2 separate regions of the Homo sapiens genome follow, and region 2 is linked to region 1. Evidence: chromatin loops called from intact Hi-C (ENCODE). Cell type or tissue: Caco-2. All regions are shown on one strand. Links, peaks and the distances in the headings refer to the core of each region. The heading gives the core; the rest is flanking DNA. Region 1 has its middle 91 kb from the start of APBB1IP. Region 2 overlaps APBB1IP (amyloid beta precursor protein binding family B member 1 interacting protein).

Evidence for each region. Peaks named below come from ENCODE experiments on the same cell type or tissue, not always from the same donor. Only the 100,000 strongest peaks of a DNase experiment are listed, where the experiment ranks them.
Region 2: it touches region 1 in a loop (7-fold over the local background); 1 of 110 quality-filtered maps calls a loop at or near these places.

The regions. Positions count from the first base shown.
Region 1 is chr10:26,341,486-26,353,378 of GRCh38, reverse strand. No RefSeq gene overlaps it. Among named protein-coding and RNA genes, the nearest start is that of APBB1IP, 91 kb to the left of the region's middle. In Caco-2, for the core only: no CTCF peak of the experiment used is centred there; a DNase peak (open chromatin) is centred at 4,328.
Region 2 is chr10:26,520,122-26,532,014 of GRCh38, reverse strand. All of the region lies in intron 8 of APBB1IP (amyloid beta precursor protein binding family B member 1 interacting protein), which reads right to left. Among named protein-coding and RNA genes, the nearest start is that of LINC03028, 53 kb to the left of the region's middle. RefSeq lists a silencer at 2,501-2,550. In Caco-2, for the core only: no CTCF peak of the experiment used is centred there; a DNase peak (open chromatin) is centred at 7,414.

The sequences.
Region 1 (11,893 bases), core at 1,233-9,232:
CCCTCTAATGGTAAATTTACCTGCACCTTGGAAGGACACAGCAGAGGATGAAATATTTTGGAGTGTGATGGGCAGAAAATTCCATCCTAAAGCAGACTATGTAGGTGGGTGTCCAATGGACAAGACGGAAGAGAATTTGAATATGTAACTGGAGATTTCAAAGCTGTTCTTTCAAAGATTATGCTTAAGTTTGGCAAGCATCGAGTTCAAAACTCTGGAGTTCCTCCTTGTAAAACATACAGCTATATACTGTTAGCATTCAGTCTGATGAACCATTAAATGTCCATGCACACCTCCATCTTACTCTCCTTTATTTATTTAAATTTCTAGCTCTGTGTAGTGAGAATGATCCAGCTGCCACAGGTAGAAGGAGATGCTTTATCTTTCCAACAATTAATAAAATCCCTATCTGCACTAAAGGAACCCCTGAACAAGGGATCTGTTCTGAATCTTCTGGAATGGTGAGTGCAGAACTTCTTCATCACCATGACTTGCAATGAAAGTTTGATAGTCAAATTGTCATGTGCGTCCATGTGAAGAGACCACCAAACAGGCTTTGTATAAGCAATAAAGCTTTTTAATCACCTGGGTGCAGGCAGGCTGAGTCCAAAAAGAGAGTCAGCAAGGAAGATAGGGGTGGGGCAATTTTATAGGATTTGGGTGGGTAGTGGAAAATTACAGTCAAAGGGGGTTTTTCTCTTGTGGGCAGGGGCGGGGGTCACCAGGTGCTCAGTTGGGGAGCTTCTGAGCCAGAAGAAGGAATTTCACAAGGTTAATCAATCAGTTAAGGTGGCGCAGGAACAAATCACAATGGTGGAATGTCATCAGTTAAGGCAGGAATCAGCCATTTTCACTTCTTTTGTGAGTCTTCAGTTGCTTCAGGCCATCTGGATGTATACGTGCAGGTCACAGGGAATATGATGGCTTAGCTTGGGCTCAGAGGCCTGACACAAATCTCTGAATATTACTGGAAGCAGAATGCTGATTTTATCAAAATGAACAGAAATAGCACCTCATTCAAATGCAAATATACAACTTAATTTCAAATGAGTTTTTCTAAGTTGGGATATTTTCTGATCCTTTCTAAAAATGCTTCTCCTTAAAAAAGGCCACATCATTTCCCCCCAAAAAAGACAACACATTTTATTTCTTATTTCTGAATTGTTTTAAGGGAGTCATAAAATTTTCAAAGCTAAAAATCTATGCACATTTACTTTCATATTTTACCCCTGAGAAATTAAAACAATATGTCACTCCTGAATAACAATTAGTACTACCATCTGTTACTAAAGACAGATGTAGTCAATAACCTTGTGCTTTTTGGCTTCCTGATTTATAAAAATGTTTTTATTCTAAACCTAATTTTTTTTTTTGGAAGAGCGCTGAGCCTTCTGTGACTACTGTAGAAAGCCACATTTCTGTTTAAATTATAGTATTTCTACAAGTAATCTGATAAAAGAAAAGAACATGCCTATCAGATGATACTGAATTAGCTGAAATTTTAAAACTACCTTAGTTATAACAGTCAGCCCTCCAAATCCACAGATTTCATGAAATACACATAGAAAATATTTAGGAAAGAAACCTAATAAGAATAACAATCAATACAATAATTAAAAAAATAAAACAATACAATATAACAACTATTTATGCATCATTTACATTGTATTAAGTATTCTAAAGAATCTAGAGATTATTTAAAATATAAGAGAGGACCAGGCTTTGGTGGCTCATGCCTGTAATCACAGTGCTTTGGGAGGCCAAGGTGGGAGGATTGCCGGGAGTTTGAGACCAACCTGACACACATAGCAAGAACCCTGTCCCTACAAAAAAAAAAAATATATATATATATATATATAGACGTGAGTAGGGGTTATATGCAAATACTATGCCATTTTACATAAGGGACTTCAACATCTTCGGATTTTGGTATCTGAGAGGTCCTGGAACCAATTCCCTGCAGATATAGAGGGTGGACTGCACTGATTCTTTGTGATATTAGAACAAAATTTAAATACGAATTGAAAAATTAGAAATATGGTCACATAACAAAAAGGAGAGAATTTGGGATAGAAGAGCTAATCACTGATTTGATGTCTACACCTGCATCTCTGAGAGCCTGCTTGTCCCCCTCCCCCTGAGGAGGCTCTCCTCCTTTCTATGTGACATTGACCCTTGTCCAAGCTGATTGGAATGAAGGTGGTCACCTGACCCTCAAAATGAGTCAACCAGAGTCTCTCTGATGGGAATCTGGAACTGCAGCATAAAGACTAAGGGAGGTTTACTTTATGCTGTTAAAAAGTATCACTGAGGCTGGGCGCAGTGGCTCATCCCTGTAATCCCAGCACTTTGGGAGGCAAAGGCAGGTGGATCACGAGGTCAGGAGTTCAAGACCAGCATGGCCAACATGGTGAAACCTCATCTCTACTAAAAATACAAAAATTAGCCAAGTGTGGTGGCACACACCTATAATCCCAGCTACTTGGGAGGCTGAGGCAGGAGAATCACTTGAACCCAGGAGGTGGAGATTGCAGTGAGCCAAGTTCGCACCACTGCACTCCAGCCTGGGTGACACAGCAAGACTCCCTCTCAAAAAATAAACAAACTGGCCGGGTGCAGTGGCTCATGCCTGTAATCTCAGCACTTTGGGAGGCCAAGGTGGGTGGATCACAAGGTAAGGAGATCAAGACCATCTGGCTAACATGGTGAAACCCCATCTCTACTAAAAATACAAAAAATTATCCAGGCGTGGTGGCAGGTGCCCATAGTCCCAGCTACTCGGGAGGCTGAGGCGGGAGAATGGCATGAACCCGGGAGGTGGAGCTTGCAATGAGTCAAGATCGGGCCACTGCACTCCAGCCTGGGTAACAGAGCAAGACTCCATCTCAAAAACAAAACAAAACAAAACAAAACAAAAATACTATATATGTATGTGTATGTGTGCGTATATACTACTGAGACATGATGTCAGGAATAAAGGTGAGTTCCATGATAAGACAGAGCCATACGCAAGAAAGTTAAAGAAGAGCAGGAACTCAGAGGCTCACGGAAGTGAGTCTGATACACAGAAAGAAAAAGATGAGAGATCATCTCTCGAGCCATTTCATTCCTTCACTCTGCCTTCAATCTTCCACCATTCATCAGTTGCAAGGGACAGGGTTATGAGAGATGAGGCAGAGAGATACACTAGACTTGACTATAAAAGTGGACAAAAGCTAAATTTAGGATTTTGAATTTTATCCTCAGCGTCCTGGAAGATATGAATCTGAAGTGGCCTGAATAGATTTGTTCTTGAAAGTTCTCTCTGGGTGCAGAGTGGCAAATCTGTTGCAGTGAATAGAGAGTGGATGCCTGTGGCTCTCAAAGCCCATGAGGGTTGAGAGGTGGGTAAAAGAGAGAGTAAATTCCCGCTAGCTTTTACTTCTGGTGTGCCTCAGCTTCCAATGTCCTTCAAAAGAACCTCCCCTTTCCTTGAGATTTTTCTGTTCCTTTTTGTTCAGCAACGAAATAATCCAAATTTCTAAGCAGAACTCCTAGGTAAACATTTCCACATGGTGTCCACAGTCACCTTAAAGTCACCACAATGGAACCCCAAGCCGCCTAGTTCCTCATCCTGTTCTTACTTCAATGAGTCTCATAAAACTGGGATGTACCCTTGGCTCCCGTGTCTCTTCAGCCCCCTACATCTAACTGGTCTCTAGGTTCTATTGATTTTTCCTCCTAGTACATTTTAAGTCCGGGCTTCCTCTCCTTCCTCTATCCCTCCTGCCCGCTGTTCTCACCGCAGCCTTTTCCATCCCTCTCCTGAACTGTTTGTTATTTCTGGTCTCCCCACCTCTCGTCTCTTCCATCCCTCATATACATTTCCTATAGATGCCAGTATTGGGGGAACCTGCCCCCAATATTTCGACGTAGGTTCTTTGTATTTTCCATAAGTGTCAGCCAGCTGAGAAATAAAGAGAAAGAGTACAAACAGAGGAATTTTACAGCTGGGCCGCCAGGGGTGACATCACATATCGGTAGGACCATGATGCCCACCTGAGCCTCAAACCAGCAAGTTTTTTATTAAGAGTTTCAAAAGGGGAAGGGGTGTAAGAAGAGAGAGTAGGTACAAAGATCACTTGCTTCAAAGGGCGAAAAACAGAACAAAGATCACATGCTTCTGAGGGAACAGGACAAAGGGCAAAAGCAGAGCTACTGATAACGGTACAACAAAGATCACAAGGCAAAGGGCAAAAGCAGAACTGATAAGGGTCTATGTTCAGCGGTGTACATATTGTCTTGACAAACATCTTAAACAACAGAAAACAGAGTTCAAGAGCAGAGAACCGGTCTGACCACAAATTTTCCAGGGCAGAGTTTTCCCCACCCTAGTAAGCCTGAGGGTACTGCAGGAGACCAGGGCGTATCTCAGTCCTTATCTCAACCGCATAAGACAGACATTCCCAGAGCGGCCATTTATAGACCTCCTGCCAAGAATGCATTCCTTTCCCAGGGTATTAATATTCCTTGCTAGGAAAAGAATTTAGTGATATCTCTCCTACTTGCATGTCCATTTATAGGCTCTCTTCAAGAATAAAAATATGGCTCTTTTTGCCCGACCCTGCAGGCAGTCAGACCTTATGGTTGTCTTCCCTTGTTTCCTAAAAATCGCTATTATTCTGTTCTTTTTCAAGGTGCACTGATTTCATAGTGTTCAAACACACATGTTTTACAATCAATTTGTACAGTTAACACAATTATCGCAGTGGTCCTGAGGTGACGTACATCCTCAGCTTACGAAGATAACAAGATTAAGAAATTAAAGTAAAGACAGGCTTAAGAAATTATAAAAGTATTATTTGGGAACTGATAAATGTCCATATTAAAATGCAATCTTCACAATTTATGTTCCTCTGCCGCAGCTCCAGCCGGTCCCTCCATTCAGGGTCCCTGACTTCCCACAACATGCCAGAAGAGGCTTTTCAAAATGTAAATCCATTCATGTCACTCCCTGATGAAAAGAAAGCATGAAATAAAGCAAGCCTGGTTTCAAAGCTCTGCACCTTCTGGCCCTAATTTATTACTCAGACTTACATCCTGTCATTCTCCAAACCAAACCTTGCAAATCCATTAACTTTTCATTAGACTTGCTTTCTGTTTTCTTGTCTCCCTTCCTTAATTCATCCTATATCCTTTACCATGAAGTATATTTCCTACCACACATCAACTTCTAGTCTCCTTCAAGTTCAGGAAGAAGAAAACTTTATTAGATCGTAGAGCACAGGGCAAGTGTGGGTATAGATGTCATCTGAGAATGTTGTTATTACTGCTAAAGTGCATCATTGTTGAGGATTTTATGTGAGATTTGGAAAAGTGGACAAAAGTCTAAAGGATATTAGACAATTATTTTTAGGTTATCAGGTCCGCTATGGAGCTTTTGCAATTATATGAGACCTGGAACCAGCTTCAAGAAGATCATGATCTGGCAAGTATGCAATGATTACTTTGTTCATATAGTGTATTTTCCAATATAGTGTATTTTCTTGGAAACGACTCTCTTTATCTTTGACAGGTAGATGTACACACACCCCAGACTGTTCTACAGGTTGCTGGCTTGAGACCCAGAGGCTTCTAGAAAACTAATCTTTATTCTGGTTCTCAGCACAGAGTGAGAAGTGAACTTGAAGCACGCTGGGAGAGCCTGGGGAGGAGGAAGATAGTGCGTTGGTCCTTGAGGTTGTATTGTTGCCTGTATAACTATGATGAATGAGGTGCCCCAGCACAGGTGAGGTGATCTCTAACACACTCCACATGAGGACTGCCTGGGAGGAGGGAGTTAGGCTTCTAGGGCCATCTGCAGTTGTACATCCGCTGGTCAGGATTTTTGGAGTCCAGAAGAGAAGCTTGCACCTCCAGCTGTCCTGGATGATATTGCCGATCTCTGCCATATGTCATGACTTTACTCTGTGTCCTTTCTATGAATAACCTTTTTCACTTACCTAGGTCAATCTCTTCCCAAACTGTGGAGATCTGAGCCAACACAGATATGTGTCAACATGGTATCAGCTTTCTTTATTTATGTATTTGATCCCTTCAGGTTTTCTGAAAGCTATGCCTTTAAGAAGTGCTGAGCTCTGATGTTTTCCTGAGTGAATTCTTTCAAATGTTCAAGAAATTAAGATAATTATGATGCTTTTATAACTGCACCAGAGCACAGAGCATGAAAAGACTTTTATAAAACCAGCATATACATTTTGATAAAAATAGCACGAAAAGAAAATTATAGACTTCTCTCACATGTGAATATCTATGCAAAAATCCTAAATGACAAGGCAAATAGAATCCAACAATAAACTAAAAGAGTACACAAAGCCAAAAGGGTTTATTCTGAGACTTTAAGAAAGGTTTAATATTAGGATATTTATTAATGTAACTCACCGTATATATAGGTCAAAAGATAAAAATATATAATCACATTGACAGGTATAGAAGAGGCATTTGATAAAAGTCAATGTTTATTCCTGACTTTAAAGAAATCATAGTAAAATACGAATAGGTGAATACTCCTTTAACATGATAAAAGTACATCTTTCCAACCGAAGTGTAGGATTATACTTATGGCAAAATACTGGAAGCAGTCATATTAAAGTCACAAATAAGGCTAAGATACCACTATTACTACTACTATTTGACATTAATTTACAAAAGTTAATCTTTTCTTATATCAGCAGTAATTAGTGAGGAAATAAAATGAACAGATCAAGTCTTCTCACCACAAAGATGTTTGCAAATATCCCTACAGAGGGATTTAAAAGAAGACAAATAGTGAGGTATTCTCTACTCAGGGATAGGAAGACTTATTGGACATACCAATTCTTCCTGAATCAATATGTGCATTCATTCTTCTTCTTCTTCTTTTTTTGGATGGAGTCTCATTCTGTCCCTCAGATTGCAGTGGCACAATCTCGGCTCACTGCAACCTCTGCTTCCTGGGTTCAAGCAATTCTCCTGCCTCAGCCTCCTGAGTAGCTGGGATTACGGGTGCCCACCATTACTCTCGGCTAATTTTTGTATTTTTAGTAGAGACGAGGTTTCACAATGTTGGCCAGGCTGGTCTCAAACTCCTGACGCCAAGTCATCCACCCGCCTCAGCCTCCCAAAGTACTGGGTTATAGCCACCACATCCAGCCCAATGTGTACATTCTTTAGGATCCCCATGTAAAATTAGATTTGGGGTGGAATTTATCAAAAATAATTCCAAAGTTCATCTATAAAAATAAGTATAAAATAATATTAAGGAAAATTCAGAAAGAGAAGAGTCACGAGAGTAGAACAGTCTTATAATATTAGGCTGTGTTATGAGGCAGTTTTTTTTTTGTTGTTGTTTGTTTGTTTGTTTTTTGAGATGGAGTCTTTCTCTGTCGCCCAGGCTGGAGTACAGTGGCGCGATCTTGGCTCACTGCAAGCTCCGCCTCCCGGGTTCACGCCATTCTCCTGATGAGGCAGTTTAATGTAATGGCTAAGGGATAGTCACGAGGGCCAGACAATCTAGGTTCAGATCTTTACTATTCCACTTAATATGTGTGTGCACTTAGGTAAATTACTGAAATTCTCCATGCCTATGTTCTACTTGTAAAACATGTAAAATAGTGCCTGTATATAATAAGCATTCAACAAAACTTAACCATTGCCATTATGGAGTGACCTTAATTAATAACATAGGATATTTGCATTGTAATAGATGGTGTAATCAATGGAAAGGAATAGAGAATTCAGAAAAAAATGCAAGAACTAATAGGATTACAGTATATAAATAAAAGTAGCATTTCAAATCAGTAGGAAAGGTGAATTACTAATAATGTGGGACCAAGTGGTTAGCCATTAAACATGGATTCTTATATTACTTACATTGCACTTTATTAACACACTTACATTATATTATAGCTCAGAACAATTTTTGGTTACAGTGAAGACTTAAATGTAAGAAATACAATCACAGAAGTACTAATAGAAAACATGAGTAAAAATCATTTTTATAATCTTGGGATATGGAAGGTCTTTACAAGTAGTCATAAAACCAGAATCCATAAAGAAAATGCTAATAAATATGCTTGTGTGAAAATTTAAGCTTTTTTGTGGTGAAAAGAAAACCAACAATCAAAATAAAAATAAAAGCAGCCGGATGCAGTGGCTCATGCCTGTAATCCTAGCACTTTGGGAGACCAAGGCGGGCAGATCACGAGGTCGAGAGATTGAGACCATCCTGGCCAACATGGTGAAACCCCATCTCTACTAAAATACAAAAATTAGCTGGGTGTGGTGCACCTGCAGTCCCAGCTGCTCGGGAGGCTGAAGCAGGAGAATCGCTTGAACCCGGGAGGCGGAGGTTGCAGTGAGCCGAGATTGCGCCACTGCACTCCAGCCTGGGCAACAGAGCGAGACTCCGTCTCAAAATACATACATACATACATACATACATACATACATACATACATACATACATACATACATAAGTAATAAAAGCAAAAACAAAAAGTCCTCTGTAGCTATAAAAAAAGAGGACATTGACAAAACTTAAGATTGACCAAGTTTCTGGGCCTGAAAAAAGAAAAAAATAATTGTTTTTGTGCTAGGGAGGAAGATGAAGAAAAGACAAATGTGGACAAAGAGGGAGGACAGGGCTGACCCTGGGCCATGTCACTGTCTCTACTCCTCACGTAGCCCTAGCCAGGAGGCCTCCCTTTCCCCCAACCCTTTTCTGTTTTCCTGTCTCTTCTCTTCCCATCCTCCTTGTGGCAGAAGCAAGTTTTCCTCTTTTACTCCTGGGCATCAGTTTGGTCATTTTAGAATAGGACCTGACCTATAGTAGGTACTCAATAAACATTAGCCATAACAGCAATAATAATAATTTAAAAATTATCTGGTGTGTTACTTCATCTCCTGCAAATACCCATGTCCTCAGTGTCTCATCTCCCATTCCAAAAGGCCCTGCAAAAGGATTTTCTTTTTTAGTGTTCATTTTTTATCGATGTATCATAGTTGTACATATTTTTGGGGTACATGTGATATTTTGGTACATGTATACAATGTGTAATGATAAAATCAGGGAAACTGAGATACTCATCGTCTCAATCTTTTTTCTTTATATTGAGAACATTACAATTCTCTTCTAGCTAGTTTGAAATATACAAAAAGAGTTTTCTTAAACAAATGCAATTACCATCCTGAGAGGAATTATGGTGCCAGAGTTAACAGACAAATGCGTGTATGTCTATGTGACTCTCACATTCACACAAACACAATACTTAGAAATATAGCCTCACGCATTTGTATATTTCTCAGATTTTGCCCTGTGTTTGCCTCCATGTTCAATCACATATGTAAATACAGAAACATACACATATACCTCAAATATGTTTATATAAGTCAAATTTTTCGATGCCTCTATAAACCTGTATCTTTCTACATCTATATGTTTGTGAATGTATAGAAAGACTCCAGTGTGATGGAACCAAACCTCTTCATGGAGATTATCTCTATGGAATGGGGTTGTAAAAGGGCTTCCAGCTTGATTTTCATCTTTCTGCATTGGCTGGATTCTCCACGTTTTATTATTTTGGCAAAAAAAAAAATAGACTTAAAAATAAAACAGAGTGTTGAAAGAAAGGAGTATAAATGGTAAAATGAGGACTGAACATATTCCCAGGTTTTAAATTTTCAGCAAAATACATGAAATGATTTTATCGCTATCGTATGAATGCAGGATGGTTTCTGGAATCTTGGACTCTTTACTTAAAAACAAACCAACAAATAAAAGTTGCTGGTGACCCTCCCTCCTTAGCACAAGGGCACGGAATGAGTGGGCATCACGTGGAGAAACACGCAGCCAGTGCCTCCATCTCTCAGGAGCCCATGATGCAATTGTGGATTATCCAGTCTCCTGACTTTCTTCTCCTTGCTCTTTTTTAACATGTTTACTGTTTCTTCTTATTTTTAGGGGAAGGGGAATGAAAAGAGAATAAATGTAGAACTTAAAATTCTAAATGTCTCTCTCCCTCGTCCCTCCCTCCATCCTCCCTGTGTGTGTGTGTGTGTGTGTGTGCGCCAGCGTGCACGCGCGTGTGTGTGTGTGTGTGTGTATTTTTCCTAATTTATATTGTTAGGTGTTTTTAGTGGAATCTCACAGAACCTGTGAATACTGGCAAGTAATATAACACCCTGCTTGTAGCATGTAGAGACAGACTGTAGAGCATTTTATGTTTTGAAAGTTCTGTTAATTACGCCTTGCCCATCTCGGTGATAGCATTCATCAGCATGCTGGCAGTGTGGCTCAGAATCTCCTGTCTCTTGATTTAAACATGCTCAGGTCCAAGCTCTGCTTGTGAAAGGAAGTTGAGGGGTCTAATTATACATGAAGAATCGATAAATTGCAAAAGAAAAGATTTGCCCCCCAAGAGCCACAATAGATAATTAGAAATGGAAGATGAGAAAATGGCAAGAATACCAAATAATAATTTTTAGCATGTCCTGAGAAATTGAGGTGAAAGTCTTTATGAGCCAGAAATTTACCAATGATGAGAGCACTCACAGAAGCCACTTGTTACTGAGGGAAGATGACCAGCTCTTCAAATAAAAATGTCATTGTGCTCCATGTTTCTGGTGGTGTAAAAGGAGCAGAAGAAAATAAAAATGAAAACTCAGAAAACATAGTTTTCCTTAGACCAGATGATTCCTAAAACAGCTAAGAGAATCCATTCTTTTTAAGTGAACATTGGAGGGAAAGAAGAAAAATGTAAATGCTGTCCGAATTAAAAGACACATGCAAAATTGGGGGAAAATCATGACTTCCTTGAAGAAAATACTGCTACTGCCTAGCACTGCCATGTTGACAGGTTGAAACTATACTGATGACAGTAGGCGTCTAGATGCCAGAACAGGTTCCCTGAGATAATAGTATTGGTGCTGGCTTTCAGGCATTAACTAGGTGCCAGATGTGAGCCCTAAAGATGATGATGAAAAGGACAACTTCAGGTGGCTTCATCTTTCATTGAACGGTGAATCTGTACGGCACTACTGGGACTATTGCATGTGGATGTTGAAGTTTTAGAAACTGATTATGGGGTGAAAGAATTGGGAAAGAAACCCAAATATTCAGGTGTCCAGTTCAATGTTGAGTTCATATGTCTCCCTCAAATTCCTTTCTTCCTTCCTTCTTTCCTTCCTTCCTTCACTCCTTCCTTCCTTCCTCCCTCTCTCCCTCGCTTCCTCCTTTCCCTCATCCCTTCCCTCCTTCCTTCCTTTCTCTCTTCCTTCCTCCCTCCCTCTACTCCTTCCCTTCTTCCTTTCCTTTCCTTTCCTTTCTTCCTTCCTTCCTCTCTCTCTTTCTCTCTTCCTTCTTCCCTCCACTCCTCCCCTTCCTTCCTTCCCCCCTTCCTTCCTTCCATTCTCCTGTCCTCTCTACTTTCCCCTTTCCTTCCTTTCCTTTCTTTTCCTTTCTTCCTTCCTTCCTCTCTCTCTTTCTCTCTTCCTTCCTCCCTCCACTCCTCCCCTCCCTTCCTTCCCTTCCTTCCCTGTCTTCCTTCCTTCCCTCCTTCCTTCCTTCCATTCTCCTGTCCTCTCTACTTTCCCCTTTTCTTTCCTTTTCTTTTCCTTTCCTGTCCTTTCCTCTCTTTCTCTTTCTCTTTTTCTTTCTCTTTCTCTCTTTCTCTTTTTCTTTCTCTTTCTCTCTTTCTGTTTTTCTTTCTCTTTCTCTCTTTCTCTTTCTTTCTCAGTCTTGCTCTGTCACCCAGGCTGGAGTGCAGTAGCGCATTCATAGTTAACTGTAGCCTTGAACTCCTGTAATCAAGAGATCCTCCCACCTCAGCTTCCTAAAGTGAATGAATTATAAGTATGAGCCATTGTACCAGACCTC
Region 2 (11,893 bases), core at 2,510-10,509, 180 kb before region 1:
CAATATGCTTTCCAGATGATTTTTATGCACACTGAAGTTTGGGTTTTTCTTATCGTTGGCTTTTCTTTAGAGACAAGGTCTTGCTCTGTTACCCAAGCTGGAGTGCAGTCACATGATCATAGCTCACTGCAGCCTTGAACTCCTGGGCTCAAGCAATCTCCCCTGCTCAGCCTTCTAAATAGCTGGGACTATAGGCATGTGCACCATGCCTGGTCATGCTGAAGTTTGAGAATCAAGTGTACTGGACAGAAAGGAAAAAAACTGCAGACAAATAAAATGTAGAAGTTTAAAATATCTCCTTGAAATACAATGCATAAAAAAGGTGATTTGCTAACTTTTTTTTTTTTTGAGACGGGGTCTCGCTCTGTCACCCAGGCTGGAGTCCAGTGGCGCCATCTCGGTTCACTGCAAGCTCCGCCTCTCAGGTTCATGCCATTCTCCTGCCTCAGCCTCCCGAGTAGCTGGGACTACAGGCGCCCGCCATCGCGCCCGGCTAATTTTTTGTATTTTTAGTAGAGATGGGGTTTCACCATGTTAGCCAGGATGGTCTCGATCTCCTGACCTCGTGATCCGCCTGCCTCGGACTCCCAAAGTGCTGGGATTACAGGCATGAGCCACCGCGCCTGGCTGCTAACTTAAATAGAGGAAATAAGTCAAGCACAATTTTTTTTGTTTTTTTGAGACAGCGTCTTGCTCTGTCACCCAGGCTGGAGTGCTGTGGTGCAATCTTGGCTCACTGAAACCTCTGCCTCCTGGGTTCAAGGGATTCTCCTTCCTCATCCTCCCAAGTAGCTGGGATTACAGGTGTGCACCACCATGCCCAGCTAACTTTTTGTATTTTTAGTAGAAATGGGGTTTTTTAATGTTGGCCAGGCTGGTCTCAAACTGCCCCCCTCAGCCTCCCAAAGTGCTAGGATTACAGGCATAAACCACCACGCCTGGCCAAGTACAATTCTTTTGGTAATTCTTATTGAAAAGAAGTTTATTTTAATATGTTTTTCCAAGACTTTTAAACTTTTATTTGTTATTTGAAAGGATGTTATATTGTGAATTAGTGCAATTACAATATAGAATTCAGAAAACTATTTAAATCTTAAATGTTTTGCTTGAAGACCACGACTAGCCATATTAGGTAACATATTCTACCTGCTGGAAACCTATGCTAAGGCTTTACAGATACGATTTTATTTCATCCTCACAAGAACCCCGTAACATAGGTACCATTGCTATTGCTACTTTACAGATGAGGACACAGAGGATTAAGTGATTTTCCCAAGGCCGATTAGTGGCAGAACGTTGAGTTATTAAATAATTTTTTTTTTTTTTGAGACAGAGTCTTGCTCTGTCGCCAGGGTGGAGTGCAGTAGCGCGATCTCGGCTCACTGCAACCTCCAACTCCTGGGTTCAAGCAATTCTCCTGCCTCAGCCTCCCGAGTAGCTGGGATTACAGGCACGCACTACCACGCTCAGCTAATTTTTGTATTTTTAGTAGAGACGGGGTTTCACCATGTTGGCCAGGATGGTCTCGATCTCCTGACCTTGTGATCTGCCCGCCTCGGCCTCCCAAAGTGCTGCGATTACATGCGTGAGCCACCATACCTGGCCAAGTTATTAAATAATTTTTCTCAGCATTAAAATACTCTTAAGTACAGAGCCGGGCATAATGGCATGCACCTGTAGTCCCAGCTACTCCAGAGGCTGAGGCAGGAAGATCACTTGAGCCCAGGTGTTTGAGTCCAGCCTGGGTCACACAGTGGGGGCCTCGTCTCAAAAAAAAAAAAAAAAAGAAAAAGAAAAAAAAGCTTTAAGTACCATAGGGGAGAATCTAGCACAGCAATGTGAATGTACTTAATACCACAGAAGGGTACACTTAAAAATGGTTAAGATGATAAGTCCTATGTTACATATATTTTTCCACAATAACAAAAGATGTGACCCAATATGAGTTCGCCCATTCATACAAGAGTGATTTCAAGGTGCTGCTAGAAAGCAAACCTTGGCTTAGGAAGGCCAGATATTTGAATCACGTATGATGAACTGGAAGCATGAACAGAGAGCATAATGAAGACTCCAAACCCGGGTGCGGTGGCTCACGCCTGTAATCCCAGTACTTTGGGTGGCCAAGGTGGGTGAATCACCTGAGGTCAGCAGTTCGAGACCAGCCTGGCTAACATGGCAAAACCCTGTCTCTACTAAAAATACAAAAATTAATTGGGTTTGGTGGTGGGCGCCTGTAATCCCAGCTACTAGGGAGGCTGAGGCAGAAGAATCACTTGAGACTGGGAAGTGGAGGTTACAGTGAGCTGAGATCATCCCACCGCACTCCAGCTTGGGTGACAAAGCAAGACTCCATCTCAGGAAAAAGGAAAAATTAAAAGAAAAAAAAAGACTCCAGAGCAAGTGTTTGTCATCATCCTTATCTGGGAAAGACAGAGCATCTGTCACCCTCTGCAGGGAAGAACCTGTCTAAACTGTGAAGGGCCACATTTCACCAGGGTGCCCTAAAGAGGCAGGATGTATAGCTGTACCTTTCTCTGAGAACTTTCTCTGACATACTTCTGACTTTTTCAGCTTCAGAATATCCTTCTAAGTGACCATGCTACACTGTTTTTGTTTTTTCTTTTAATGAAATAGCAAAAAACACAAAGCAAATCTGTGCTGGAGGAGGGCAGTCCTTAGAATAAGAATAATTCTTAGAATAATAAGACTGATTGCTTTCGGATCGGAACTTCCACCTGCGGTGTGGGCGCCCACTCAATGCGGGCTGTTCTGTAGAAGTAGTGAGCAGAACTCAACGTTTAGTCATTATATCCTGCAAATGGAAACTGGGTAAACCTGAGTCGAATAATAAAGGAACTTTAAAATGGGAAATGAGACTCTTGGTCATAGCTTGCTCTCTTTTCTCACAGCTTCTGGGAGTGCAACATTTGGGGACAGCTGGATAGGAAAGAAACAGCAAATACTTTTTAAAAATCTTCTTGGAATAAAGAGTAAATCAAGCAAACAGTTATCAGTTCGTGAAGAAATATTTGTGAGTACCCTTTATACATGTAAAACATCCCTGTTCTTTCTTTGGGGAGGGACATATCTCACTCTGTCACCTATGCTGGAGTGCAGTGGCGTGATCATGGTTCACTGCAACCTCCGCCTCCCAGGTTCAAGCAATTCTCCCACCTCAGCCTTGCAAGTAGCTGGGGCTACAGGCACATGCCACCATGGTCAGCTAATTTTTAAATTTTTTGTAGAGATGGGGTCTTGCTATGTTGCCCAGGCTGGTTTGAAACTCCTGAGTTCAAGGGATTCACCTGCCTCGGCCTCCCAAAGTGCTGGGATTACAGGCGTGAGCCACCATGCCTGGCCTCAAATCCCTGTTCTTAAGAAGGTTGCTATCACATGGAGAAGATAAATACAGATCGATCATAGTGAGATGGACAGATGACTCTATATCTGTCAATGGGGAAGATATAAGAGACTACAAAAATTCAAAATGAGCCACAGTCTAGAGATTTTCAGGAAGGAAGAAATTACTATGGACTGCGATGGTCAAGAAAAACTTTACAGAGGGGGTCAAAGTTTGAACGAGGCCTTGAAAGCTGTTCAATGTTCTGGTAGGGAAAAAAAGAATAAGAATAGATTTCCAGGGAGGAGAACAAGCATGCACAAAGGCACAGAGGTGTCTTTGGAGCACTAGTGAGCAGCCAGTCAGGCTAGAGCTATGGGGTTAATGCAGTTCACTGAGTGAAGATCAGACCATCGCTCCCAGTTCTCTGCTCGCTGTCAGGTGACTGGGCAGTAACTTCCCCCAGAATGGGTGAAGCTTATTTCCTTGCTTCACTTACGTTGGGTTTGGCCATGTGACTTGCTTTGACCAAAAGAATGTGGCAGATGGGACGATGCATGGATTCTAAGCAGAGAGCTTGAGGTGCAGAGTGTGTTTCTGTCATTTGCCTGTACTCTTCCCATTGACCGTGGGAAGAATATGTCAGAGTTCTGTGCTATCCAGGGACAATAAGAGAGGCGTGGGGCCAGGCGCAGCGGCTCATGTTTGTAATCCCAGCATTTTGAGAGGCCAAGGCTGTTGGATCACCTGAGGTCAGGAGTTCGAGACCAGCCTGGCCAAGATGGTGAAACCCCATCTCTACTAAATATACAAAATTAGCCGGGCCTGGTGGCACATGCCTGTAATCTCAGCTACTTGGGAGGCTGAGGCAGCAGAATCGCTTGAACCCGGGAGGCAGAGGTTGCAGTGAGCCGAGATCGTGCCATTGCACTCCAGCCTGGGCCACAGGAGCAAAACTCCATCTCAAAAAAAAAAAAAAAAAAAAAAAAGACATGGACCTACCTAAATCTAAGTCTAAGTCATACTCTGGAGCTAAGGACAGGGAGCCTGCAGACCCTGGAGAGAGGAAATGTCTGTTTCTGCAAACCAGTGGGATTCTGAGATAGTATTTTTTTCTTTTTTTTTTTTTTTTGAGACAAGGTATTGCTCTGTTGCCCAGGCTGGAGTGCAGTGGATCATAGCTCACTGCAGCCTTGAACTCCTGAGCTCAAATGATCCTCCCACCTCAGCCTCTTGAGTAGCTGGGACCACAAGTGCATGCCATCACACCCAGCTAATTGTTTGATTTTTGCAGAAACTGGGATCTCACTATGTTTTCCAGGCTGGTCTTGAATTCCAGATTTCAAGTGATCCTCCTGCTCTGCCTCCCAAAGTGTTGGGATTACAGGTGTGAGCCACCATGCCTGGCCTCTAAGGTTGCCTTTCATGCATCAATACACTGACTAATCACACACGCCCACACTGGCTGGTGAGAGGATCCAGGGCACCGAAGTCATGGGTAGACCTTCCTTTAACACATTAGCCCATGCTGGGGACCATAAAGGTGATTACTGTATAACTTTCCTTCTAACCACACCTGGTCCTGGATGGTCAGAGACTGCCCTTGGTGGGCTGAGGGAGGCTGGAAGGGAATGGAAGAATGATGCCACAAGGTATTAATACTTTTCTCCCACAATAGCTGCCAGGCTGTGGCTGAGACACTTCTACACCTGGGCAAAGAAGTTGTGTTTCTGTCTCTGCTCCTCACTCATGCAGCCACCAGTAGAGTATAATCATCATCAAATTTCAGTTAAGAAACAGAATAATCTGTGGAATAAAAGTTGCCTAAAATATCAATAGTGATTATTGTTAAAGAGTGAGATTATGGGTGATTTAGATTTCCTTCCTTATATTTTTCTGAATTTTCCAACTTTTCCTTTTATGATAAATTGATATTATTATTATTATTATTATTTTGAGACAGAGTCTCACTCTGTTGCCCAGGCTGGAGTGCAATGGTGTGGTCTCGGCTCACCGCAACTTCCGCCTCCCGGGTTCAAGCGATTCTCCTGCCTCAGCCTCCCGAGTAGCTGGGACTACAGGCACACGCCGCCATGCACGACTTGTTTTTGTATTTTTAGTAGAGACAGGGTTTCACCATGTTGGCCAGGATGGTCTTGATCTCCTGACTTCGTGATCTGCCTGCCTCGGCCTCCCAAAGTGCTGGGATTACAGGCGTGAGCCACCATGCCTGGCCAGATATTATTTTTAAGTTAGCAAAAGAAAGTTATTAGAATAAATAAAAAGTAGCACAGTAAGGAACTTATCTGAGGAAATTACTTGAGGCACAATCTTACATGAACTTACTTTACCTCATGTAAGTTTGCGCCTTACGTGAACTGACTTTACCTTATGTAAGGTTGTGCCTTACATGAACTGACTTTACCAATTCCTTTTCTGAAAAAGAGATTCTTAGGGCTTCTAGCAATAAGAATGGCTTACGTTAATACCAGAATGATTTTCCATGTTCATACTCAGTCCTCAATTCTCAGATCTCTATTTTGGTTTCAGGTGACAGGGTTTAGGACACGCTATCCCAAACTATGGCACCTTGTCATTTGAGAAAACAGCAGAAGCAGGAAGGTCCCTCTCACCTTTTCCTGTCCTTCTCTGAAGCAGGTCTTAAAAGAATCCTCTGACCTTTCTCTAAAGTAAGTCACAGGATCCTTGTGAGACAGGCGCCCACCCTATACCCAGAGGAAAGGAATGTCCCTGTCTCTGAAGACACAGGGACCCAGAGAAGAATTGGAACAGGCCTTGCCAAGTTTCCCTCAGTTTATTTCCATTAGATCATACAGTTTTGTCCTGCAATCACACTTCTGCACGACTGTCCACAAAAATACCCACTTCTTCCTGTTTCTTCAGATCTTCATTTCTGAAAGCTCCTGTGTTACTTACATTAAATAAATTTCTGTGCTTTTTTTGTTGTTGGTAATCTGTCTTTTGCAATAGCGACCTCAGCCATAAACCTAGCAATGGGTTAGAAAACAGCTCTTTCTCCCCTACACAGGCAATGTCACTGATTTTTGTACAGTAGGCTTCTAAACTAAAGCTGCCTTTATGAGGATAATACTGTTCTACTGCCCCGGCCCACTTTCCCAAAAGAGACCACATCCCCTGTGCAAGAGAGTCTCTGTAGGGGAGAAAAAGTCTTACCTTTTCCTCACCCATTGCAGAGGTCATGGCTGATACCCCTAGAACAAGAGAGAGAGTAACAAGAGAAAAGCAACACAAATTCATCTAACCAAAGTTTTACGTGACATTGGAGCCTTCAGAAATCAAGACCCAAAGAAGCAAATTATGTATTTTTATGCTAAGTAGAAGACTGAACTCTGAGCTTTCTTTTTTTCTTTTTTAGACAGATCTCACTCTGTCACCCAGGCTGGAGTGCAATGGCATGATCACGGCCCACTGCAGCCTCGACCTTCTAGGCTCAAGTGATCCTCCCACCTTAGCATCTTGAGTGGCTGGGACTACAGGGATGTGTCACCCCGCCCAGCTAATTTTTAATTTTTTTATAGAGATGAGGTCTCACATGTTGCCCAGTCTGGTCTCAAACTCCTGGGCTCAAGTGATCCTCCTACCTCCTAAAGTGCTGGGATTACAGGTGTGAGCCACTGTGCCTGACTTTTTTTTCTCTTGCCAGGATTCCTTTTTTTATAAAAAAAAAAAAAAAAAAAGAAAGAAAGAAAGAGAAAGAAAAAGAAAGAAATGCATAGATTATATGCAATCTTGCCCAAATTCCTTCCTAAGGGCCAGGGGAGTCATAACCTATAAACCACAAAATCTCGTGAGACAGGTTTTTAATTAACCCTGTAGAGTGTAGCTTACTTTCCAACCTGATTCTGTTATAGTATCACATAAGAGACAGCAGACCTCCTTATCTTCACTTAGGCATTCCTTTCTGTTGACTTCAAGTCTTTAGATAAAGCTCAGTTCTTTCAACCAATTGCTAACTCAAGAATCCCTAAAATCCACCTATGACATGTAAGTCTCTGCTTTGAGATGCCCTGCCTTTTTGGGAACCAATGCATACCTTCCACATATTGATTTATGATTTTACCTGCAATTCCTGTCTCCCTGAAATATATAAAACCAAACTGCAAGCCAACTGCCAGGGGCATACTTTTTCAGGACCTCCTGAGACTGTGTAATTTGAGCTCAATCACTCGTATTGGCTCAGAATAACCCTCTTTAAATATTTTGTCATAATTTGTTGTTGTTTTTTTTTCATCATCAATCTGATGAAAGAAGTGGGTAATTACGGAGAAACATGATCTAATGGCAATAAACTGGGGGAGCTCAGCAAGGCCTGTTTATTTTGATTTGTTTCTGTGTCTCTGTGTGACACTCTTTACCCCCCGGGTATGGGGCAGGACGCTTGCCACAGGAGGACCTTCCAGGGGCAAAGGGAGGAGGTCAGAGAGTGATCTTTCTAGGTTTCGTGGCTTGCTTTGGGGAGAAGAAGTTGAGTTTCTATAATCTGCTTCAGGGGATAAATGCGGGAAGGAGAAAGGAGGGTGGGAGAAGGTCACAGAGATCGTCTGGCTTCTTAGAAGGTCCTTCTAATCTCCTTCGGTTTAAAGTACTCAGCATGCCACGGTGCCATAGTTTAGGGGCACTGTGTTCTGAGTGCTGGCATCCACCTAGGGCCTATTGACTGTTGAAGATGAGAAATGATGACATAAATTATTATTTCATAATAGGCACAATGGCTTTGTAAAGCAGAGGACAGTTAACCATGGGGAAGCCTGAGCCACTCATAGTGAGCCACCATTCAAGGCCAGGGTCTTTCTTTTTTTAAGAAATTTATTTATATTTTATTTTTTTTTAAAGAAATGAGGTCTCCTGTGTTTCCAGGCTGGTGTTGAACTCCTAGCCTCAAGTGATCCTCCCACCTTGGCCTCCCAAAATGCTGAGACTGCAGATGTGAGCCACTGTGGCTGGCCTTGGCCAAGGGTCTTTCAACTGTGTCCCCCCGCCCCTCCATGTCCTATAATTACATGAAGCCCCTCCAAGAGCATGCTGTGCAAATTGTCACATCCTCAGTCTTGAAGTGTACCATTTTCTAAAGTGGACCTGCCTGAGAATGGACGGCCCCTTTCACAGTTGCCTTTTTGCATGTTAGAAAGGAAAATCTCACCTGCACCCACACAGAATCTTACTGCCCCAGGGTAAGGCTCAAAGGCCCTAAACAAAAGGACAACTTGAAACACCAGTGCAGAGAAAGAAGAAGACTCATCACAAATCCTTTTGGAAGTCATGTGGATTCTAATTCTTTGCTTTCAACATAATAGAAGGTACCTAATTATCTGGTCAGCTAATGGATGAAAAGAACCATCATTGATCCTCCTGTGGCTTTTGGCTAGTACCTTGGAAGGAGTTCAAAGAATTGAATGGCATTCTTCTGTTCCCATCTACTTATTTATGTGAACAAGGTTTCTCAATATAGAAAGTACTCAACATCTGTAAAAATGAAAAACTGGAATGTAATTGATACGGAAATTCATCCTTTGATCCTGGAATTAACCAGGGGGAAAATGGCTCCACCTAATCTATTTCTAACATTAAGAGATGTCCCCTCCCCATTGTTTTTTTCTTGGTTTTTTTTTTTTTTTTTTTTTTGGAGATGGAGTTTCATTTCACTCTTGTCACCCAGGCTGGAGTGCAATGGCACGATGTTGGCTCACTGCAACCTCCACCTCCCGGGTTCAAGCGATTCTCCTGCCTCAGCCTCCCGAGTAGCTGGGATTACAGGTGTGTGCCACCATGCCCAGCTAATTTTTTTTTGTATTATTAGTAGAGACAAGGTTTCATCATGTTGGCCAGGCTAGTCTTGAACTCCTGACCTCAGGTGATCCAAAGTACTGGGATTACAGGTGTGAGCCACTGTGCCTGGCCTCCCATTTTTGCTTTTTATATTTAATTAATATCAACATTTATAATAAAAAAAGGTTTCCATGTTGTTTTGGTCAACTGTGATTTTTTAACCCTTAAGTGTCCTATGGTGACAGAAAAGAAAAGCTCACCCATCAATTTGTAAACATAATTAGTTGAAGAGGAGTATGGGACAGAGAATAATAAAAGACTTTTCAGCATATCAATATATTACAATAGGATAAATCTTTGTGGAGAAAATGAAATGAGAACAGTTCAAAGGGAAAAAAAAGGAACAATATAAAATGTCCCAAATGTTGAAAAAAGCTTACTGTACATCACCAAAAGTGAAGATTAATGTCAATTATGGACTTTGGGTGATAATAACGTGTCAATGTAGATTCATCAACTGTGACAAATGTGCCATGCTGGTGGAGGGTGTTGATAGTGGGGGAAGCTGTGTGTGTGTGAAGGCACGGGATATATAGGCACTCTTTCTATTTCTGTCCAATTTGACTGTGAATCTAACTGTTCTGAAAAGAAAGTCTATAAAAAAAATAAAAACTTATTCATGTGCTTCTTAAAAAGATGATGGTGGGAATCAAATTGTCATGGAACTGTATTTAGATTCCGTTGAATAGTTTTTTTAAACTGTCAACATTCAAAATATGTTGGACATGGCATTCTTCGTATCTATTTAAACTTGTAGGCTGGGTGCAGTGGCTCATGCCTGTAATATCAGCACTTTGGGAGGCCGAGGTGGGCAGATTACATGAGGTCAGGAGTTCAAGACCAGTCTGGCCAACATGGTGAAACCCCATTTCTACTAAAAATACAAAAATTAGCTGGGCATGGTGGCGCATGCCTGTAATCCCAGCTACTCAGGAGACTGAGGCAGGAGAATCGCTTGAACCTGGGAGGCAGAGGTTGCAGTGAGTCGTAATCATGCCACTACACTCTAGCCTGGGTGACAAAGCAAGACTCCATCTCAAAAAATAATAATAATAATACTTAATAAATAAACTTGTGATGAAAAAATTTGGATGTCAACAAACAAATGTGTGAGGTGGCACATGGTTTTTCAAACTTCTTCTAGGGTTACGCAAGCACAGAGTTTGAGATCCATTTATAGAGGAGCCATCGTCTGAGGTTGGCTATAGGGGCTATGTGGGAACAGATAAGTAAGCTGAGGAAGGAAGTCCACCAAAGGGAAGAAGAATGACACAGCTGTGCACAGGGACAGAGAGTGACAAAGAGAGATGGAGACCCAAGGGAGGGCTGGGACCAAGATGCTTGCCATCATGATCCCAGCAACGCTCCAACCCCTGCACCAGTCCCTGGGAGGCCTGACTGTACTTCCTATCTTTCATTCCAATGAGATGCCTCTGGGTCCTTTCAGTAATCTGAAAAAATTCTAATTAGAGCAATATCTGTTCTTATACCCAAGGATCACCACTGAGAGTTGATGGCAGGAGCTAACAGTGTCTGTGCACTCAGATTTCAGCAGTGGCTCTGGAGAACCAATGATGGTCTTGCACCCTCACCAAATCTCAATAGTTAGACTCATACTTGGCTCCCACCTCTTGGGAGTGAAGCTAAAACACAGACTGTTCCAAAAAGCTGATAAGTTACTTTCAAATGGAACAGTGCATAACAGCAGCCATCAGAAGAATCCATTAAGAGTTACTCTGTTTTCTCTCATTTAAAATGGGGTGATCTCCTATTGCCTCCCCAAATGTAGACAAGTTATCCTTTTGGAATTCCTTCCTAATTAAGCATCTTTCTGTTCACAAATTTGCAGAGTTTAGTTTCTCTATATTCATTTATTATAGATAATCTATTATACAGAACTTTACTGTAGATGATTGCTGAATTTCAGTTGAGATCAAACCACTTTACTTTTATGCATAACTTCACAATGTGGCAAGTGGTTTTCACGCTGGATTTGATTTTGTGAGGTAGGAAGTACAGCAGCATCAACCATTTTACAAACTGAGAAGTGAATTTAAGTGTTGTCAAAGAGCACACCAAGATCACACAGCAGGTGACATTTGAAACCTAGGTGTGTGAAGCCACATTTCCAGTCACCAGTGGAAATGGATGCCTAGCAATTATGCCTGCACAAGCATATCACTAATGTCTCTGAATTCTTACTTATTATTGCTTCTGAAAATGGAGCTCAAAGCCTCCCTCTGCATTCACTTTCTTGCCTCTCCCAGGCACTATCCCCCAAGACAAATAATTTGTAAAAGACGTCTGTTAAGTATTGAAGACTTCAGTATTGGTACTTTAAGAATGAAATTTTAAAGAGTTTTTTACAGTTTGATAATTTTCCAGAAAAACTGATATTCTGGGCCAGGTAAGCTCTTTCTTAATTAAGCTGCAAATAAGTATTAATCTGTCTTAGTCTTTTTTCTGTTGCTATAGCAGAATACCAGACAGTGGGTAATTTATAAGGAAAATAAGTCTATTTGGTTCATGGTTCTGGAGGTTGGAAAGTCCAAGGACATGGTGGAAGCTTCTGAGGAGGGCTTTCATACTGTGTCATAACATGGTGGAAAAGCAGAAAGCAAGTAAGCAGGCATGAAAAAGGCAGCAAGAGCAAGCTGAGCTCACTTTTATAACAACCATGTTGCC